Linked DNA regions of Homo sapiens: region 2 is linked to region 1. A link is a contact called in ENCODE Hi-C or POLR2A ChIA-PET data. All regions are on one chromosome and are shown on one strand. Each heading gives the region's core, a stretch centred on a gene start or an enhancer-like site at or near the end of the contact. The rest is flanking DNA. Distances are from core to core; before and after follow the strand shown.

Region 1 (3,106 bases), core at 93-2,592:
TTGTGCTAGTTTGTTATGGCAACAATAGAAAACTAATACATATTGTTATGCTTATTCTCTTTAAGTAACTTTAAAAGGTAAAACTGAGATCTGCCCCATCCATAAATATAACTGAGTCATTGACATCAAATAGACCCGGAAGCAGATTAATGGTCTACATAATGTGATTATCACACATGCCACAGGCAAAGCAGTTACTAAGGATCAGTATGTATCTTCTCACTGAATCAGGGAGTAAACTTACTTTCATGGAGCCAAATCACAATTTGCCAATGAAGCTGGATGTTTGAACTTTTCACCTTGCTTTTATAAAAAGGGTGTTTTATTTTATGTTTTGCAAAACTTTTTTTTTTTAGCTTCCCTAGCCACCACAAAAGAGAGTTATACTTGCTGTAAGCTCCCCCAGGCAGAAATCAGAAATTAGAGGACATAGCAACAGAAAGAAGGGTCTTTTAAAAATGCCTGAATGACTTGTGTTTGTCTAACACCTAGCTGTGGTGGAAGAAGAGTATAAGAAACAGACTGTCTACTTATTGATTGTTGTAGGTAAAATATGCACCTAATTGCTTCAACAACAGAAATATAGTCTCCGTCTTGAAAGGAAGTTGAAATATACTATATTGAAACTGTTTTGCAGAGACTGCAAACAAGCAGGATCCTCCAGTTAGAATTAGTTTCAAGACTTATAATTTTAATATTTTAAGTACAAACAGGAGCTTGAGCTGGACAAAATGTCAGCTTATAGGACTTTATAAGTGATTTCTTTACTGATTATATGAGAATTATTTGTGATTAGCATTTCATTCACCTATAAAACGAAAGATTGCTTTAAGTAGATATTTCTCTTTTTACGTCAAATGGAACAAAATTTAGTTTAGACGGTAACTTTGTTTCTGCACTTAAAAACACATTGAACTGCAGTCCAGCACTTATGTAAATGTTTTACCATCATTTTATAATGTGAATTAGTGACATTAATGAAAATAAAAAATAAAGGTGTATGTGAAGCTCTTCCCCACTTGAAGTGAATGGAGACCTGTTCCCTGGAGGAGAATGGGAATCCCAGGCAGGCCCCCAAAATTGTTGGAAGTAAATGTTCAGTGCCACAAAGTAAAAATAGCATTCAGACAAAAGTTTTCTCAACAAGACAATTTACTTCTATAGAAGGGTGAGTCTCATGGATAGAGCAATGGAGAGAGCACACCAGACAAGGGATGGGAAGAGCGTCTTATCCTTAATGCAGCTAGTCCCTACTGCTGTGTCTTTCCCCTATTGACTAGGGTTAGACCACACAGTCTAAGGTAATTCCAATTGGCTGCTTTAAAGAGAGCAGGGGTATGACCTGGAATGGTGAGGTGAGTAGTTTCGGTGGGAAGGATGGTTACAAAACAGGTGACTAAGGATGACTAAGGACAGAACAGGTGACTAAGCATGGAACAGGTGACTATAAGGATGAGTAAAGACAGAGGAGGTGACTAAGGACAGAGCAGGTGATAGAGATTAGGAGGGGGCTGTTTATTGAAACTAGGGACAAGAGACGTAAAGAACGAAAGGACGTTAAGAAACATATATAAGAAACATATACCACAATGATGTGCTGCCCTTTTTCACTCTTCTCTTTTGTCACCCAGGTTTTACTAAGGACTAGACATGTTACGTTTGCTTTCCCTTTGTATTCCTAATAGAAAACATGCTGTATGATTTTGTTTGTTTTATATCTGCTTATTTTAGGACTGTTTGCCATACCACAGAAGTAATGCAACTTGGTCTGCACTAAGGCCTTGTAGGATACAGTAGATTTCTCTTTAAAGAACCAATATGTCACTATGTTCAGCTTCCCTGTTCTTTGTTCCTCATCTTAAAGTTTAACTTCCTTGTTCTTTACGTCTCTTTGTCCCTAGTTTCAGTAAACAACCCCCTCCTAACCTCTATCACCCTCTCTGTCCTTAGTCACCTGCTCTGTCCTTAGTCATCTGCTCTGTCTTTAGTCATCCTTATAGTCACCTGTTCTGTCCTTAGTCACCTGCTCTGTCCTTAGTCATACTTAGTCACCTGTTTTGTAACCATCCCTCCCACCAAAACTACTCACCCTGCCATTTCAGCTTGTACCACTGCTCTCTTTAAAATAGCCAACCCGAATTACCTTAGACTGTGCGGTCTAACCCTAGTCAATAGAGGAAAGACACAGCAGTAGGGACTAACTGCATTAAGGATAAGACTCTCTTCCCCTCCCTTGTCTGGTGTGCTCTCTCCATTGCTCTATCCATGAGACTCACCCTTCTATAGAAGTAAATTGTTTTGTTGAGAAAACTTTTGTCTGAATGCTATTTTCACTTTGTGGCACCGAGCATTTACTTCCAACAATTTTGGGCGCCTGCCCGGGATTCCCATTCTCCTCCAGGGAATGGGTCTCCATTCACTTCTCGTGGGGAGACGCGTCCCATTGCCTCATTGTGGTGGCCTCAGGGTGAGAGATGGGGAACCACCCAGTGCGACAAATAAACTCGGGCTCTCAACAACCCAGAAGGAAACAGGATGATAGCTTGGGGAAAGGATTCTCACATACCGCAGCAATCAGGTAACTCTGTACACAGACCAAGTTAAGCAATGTCGCAGGGGTGACGAAGTATTTCCTTGCTGGTCAAGATATTCTGGAGGTTAAAAGTGTGTTTAAATGATCACAAACACTACTGCTTGCAGTGCTGCTTGTGTGAATGGTACTACGCACTACCGCTGTGTGGAGTGAGTGGGTCCTATCTGCGGTTCCATGGTCACCTCATACGGCTTAGGACAGATCCTGCCATGGGGTTCAAACTGGCATGCCAATACCAAGAGGGGCCTAGACACCCAAAAGGGAAGCGGCCAGAGTGGATGAAGCAAAAGAAGGGTGCAAGGATCCTCCAGCAGGTGGGGCTAAAAGATAGGCAAGAAATCTCTAGTATGAGGGATTAAGCCTAACTAGGACCCAACATGGGAAATACCCTAAGCAAGACAGGGAGTAAAAAGGATAAAAATACCAACAAAGATGATTCCCCCTCATAGTCCCCTAGGTCTCATGTTAAAATACTGGAAAAATAATGAGAGGACTAAACATAAGAAAAAGCAA
Region 2 (2,947 bases), core at 428-2,927, 92 kb after region 1:
ATATATCCATATTGCTTCTATAAGGTATTTCTTAGTCTGGTGTTTATTCTTAATTTGAATTATGCCTATTTTTTTAATGTTAACTTGGGCTCCTGGCCCAAGGTGAAAAATTTGGCACAAATTTTTTCTCTTCTTACCAATTAGTTCAGAAAATCTTTCAACTTTTATAAAAGCAAGGAATGCTAGAACAAATAAAACTAGAATCTTGAGGAAAATCAAAAAGTTATACAAGAAAGTCACAGTCCAAGTATAGAGCAAAGTATTCAGATCAAAGTAAGTAAGCAGGCTGAAGTAAGAATAATGGAAGGGATATCAAGAAATAACCAGAATGAATGACATGCTGAACATAATAAAGATAAGGTAGGAAGGGAAATATTTCTTCCTCCAAAAGAGAAATAAGAAACAATAAGAAATTGCAGAGAAAATAAAGTCACAAACAAAAATATGGGGAAATGTAGCAATATAAAGCCTGATATAATTTTAACAAATCCATAAATAGTGTGTATCTCTTCTTTCTATATTCCATTAGCCAGAATTAATTGTGTTAAGCTGCAGTGCTGACTGAGAAACTTAGATTACCTGGAAAGAAGAAAAAAAGAGAGAAAGAGAGAAAGAAAGGAAAGAAGGAAGGAAGGAAGGAAGGAAGGAAGGAAGGAAGGAAGGAAGGAAGGAAGGAAGGGAGGGAGGGAGGGAGGAAGGGAAGGGGAGGGGGAAGGGGGGAATAGGGGAGAGAGGGAGGGAGGGAAGGAAAGAAAAAGAGAGAGAAAGGGAGAGAAAAAAGAGAGAAAGAGAAAAGAAGAAGGGCTTGATAAGCATCTAGATCATACCTTAAACAGTTTATTATGAAAGAGTAAAAACTTAAACTTTTTTTATTCATTTACAGATATGATCTTTTGACTTCCCGCTTTGCAAGATAACAATATTGCCATTTCATTACCACTCATCATTCATTCTCCTAACCACTTTCAGCCACCTGTACATTATATCAACATTTTATTTTTTCATAAAAAATAATTGTATTATATTTTATTGCAAGACTGACAATTTTTACATTCTATTCCATGGTCATAGTAAAATTTGTTGCCTTTTGAATACTGGTTAATTATAGAAGTTTAAAATCCATAACAGCATTTTCCACATTATAACTATATAAATATTACTCACTGCAGAGGCACATAGTGTTCTATTATTTCAGTTCTATTTGCACTTCAAGGAGAGAAGATTTAATGAATTTTCTTATCTACTTTGAATCAATCTGAAAAATAAAATGGATATATACACAAATAAACAAGCAGATCCTAAGAGACCTGTGGGACTACAACAAAAGATCTAATATTCTTACTATCAGAGTTCCAGGAAAGGAGAAAAATGATGGGTCTGAGAAAGTACCAGAAGAAATCATGGCTAAATACTTATATGGCAAGGGACAGTAACTGTTATATTCAAAAAGATGAGTGAACCCCAAACAGGATGAACCCAAAGAAATCCATGCCTAGATATATCATCATAAATGTTTGAAAACTAAAGAGAAAGAAAAAATCTTGAAAACAGCTAGAGAAAAAGAATACCTTACCATAGAGGGTAGAAAGAAGTGGCACAATGTTTTTCAAGTGTAAAAAACTGACGAAACAAATCTATCAACCTAGAGTCCTATATAGAGTGAAACTATCATTCAACAATGAAGGCGAATTCAAGAAGCACTCAAATTAAGTAAAACTAAGAGAATTTATTGCCAAAGAATACAGTAAACAAAATTATGGGTCAATAAAATAGAGTAGTCTTCCCTTATACTCAGGGGATATGTTTCAAGACTCCTAGTGGATGCCTGAAACCTCGGATAGTACTCAACCCAATATATACTGTACTATATTTTTTCAATCTGATAACCCAGATAGCTACTGAGTGACTAATGGGTGGAGAGCAAACATAGTGTGGATACACTGGACAGAGAGACATTTCATGTCTTGAGCAGATGGCACAGAATGCTGCAAGATTTCATCACGCTACTCACAACGGCACAAATTTAAAACTATGCATTGTTTATTTATGGAATTTTTCATTTAATAATTTCAAACTGAAGTTGACCGCTAGTAACTGAAACTGCAGAATGTAAAACCTGGAATGGGCAGACTACTCTAGCTAGACTTTCCTTCACCTCTTGAGTTTTTCAATCATGTTAATGTTTCAGGTAAAAATTCTAACACTGCCTGATGTGATTTTCAATGTATATAAAGAAAATATTTAAGACAATTTTAAGTGTGCAGAACAAAGGAACATAAAGGGAGATAAGTTTTCTGCACTTAAACTGTTTAAAATGATGACACCAGTAAACTGATTATATATGTACCATAGTATACACATAGATGTATAGGTATAAGTATATAGATGTAACACACACATACCTATATAGACATATGCATGCGTATATATGTAGTGTAACATATATAGTGTACCTATATTACATAGTGTATATGGTATAATATATGTAGTATATATGTAACACATATATACTATATATGTAATATGTAATATATACACACACTAGTGTATATATCTAATATACATATTACACTATGTAATTCTACTACATCAGAATGAGTAAAATCATTCTACTACATCAGAATGAGTAATATAAGCACTTGTATATACACTATACATATTACACTGTGTGTGTGTGTATATATATAGTGTGTGTGTTTATATATATATATAATAAATATATAGAGTATAATACGTGGAGCAACCACTGAAAAGCCATACAGAAAGAAACACTCAAAAACAACACAGATAAATCCAAATAGAACTGTAAAAAGAAAATAAGCATATTAAAATTTGTAGGAGATGGCTAAAGCCATGCTGAGAGGGAAGTTTACAGCATGAAATGTGTGTGTATATGTATGTGTATAGTTAGGGAAACTAAACCTGATTCAGTTCTAAAGACTGGAGT

Evidence for each region. Hi-C counts contacts between places; a loop is a spot of excess contacts on that map. ChIA-PET counts read pairs that join two places held with the same protein, here RNA polymerase II (POLR2A). Pooled maps may share reads with other maps.
Region 2: a map of HepG2 shows a loop between it and region 1 (4-fold over the local background). The contact joins two enhancer-like sites. A Hi-C loop is called at or near these places in 2 of 168 maps with a recorded cell type or tissue (HepG2 and PC-3) and 1 of 50 pooled maps. POLR2A ChIA-PET finds 5 or more read pairs at or near these places in 3 of 52 experiments (HEK293, activated CD4-positive, alpha-beta T cell and naive thymus-derived CD4-positive, alpha-beta T cell).

Annotation. Positions count from the first base shown.
Region 1 is chr7:12,064,774-12,067,879 of GRCh38, forward strand. The region is part of intron 1 of LOC124901589 (a long non-coding RNA gene); the gene reads right to left. Among named protein-coding and RNA genes, the nearest start is that of TMEM106B, 140 kb to the right of the region's middle. RefSeq lists an enhancer at 1,185-2,384. Within about 2 kb of position 1,343, at least 4 of the 41 ENCODE cell types and tissues checked have a DNase peak (open chromatin) inside an H3K27ac peak, as active enhancers do; they include PC-3, where a contact is called at or near this core.
Region 2 is chr7:12,156,906-12,159,852 of GRCh38, forward strand. No RefSeq gene overlaps it. Among named protein-coding and RNA genes, the nearest start is that of TMEM106B, 53 kb to the right of the region's middle. Within about 2 kb of position 1,678, at least 2 of the 41 ENCODE cell types and tissues checked have a DNase peak (open chromatin) inside an H3K27ac peak, as active enhancers do; they include PC-3, where a contact is called at or near this core.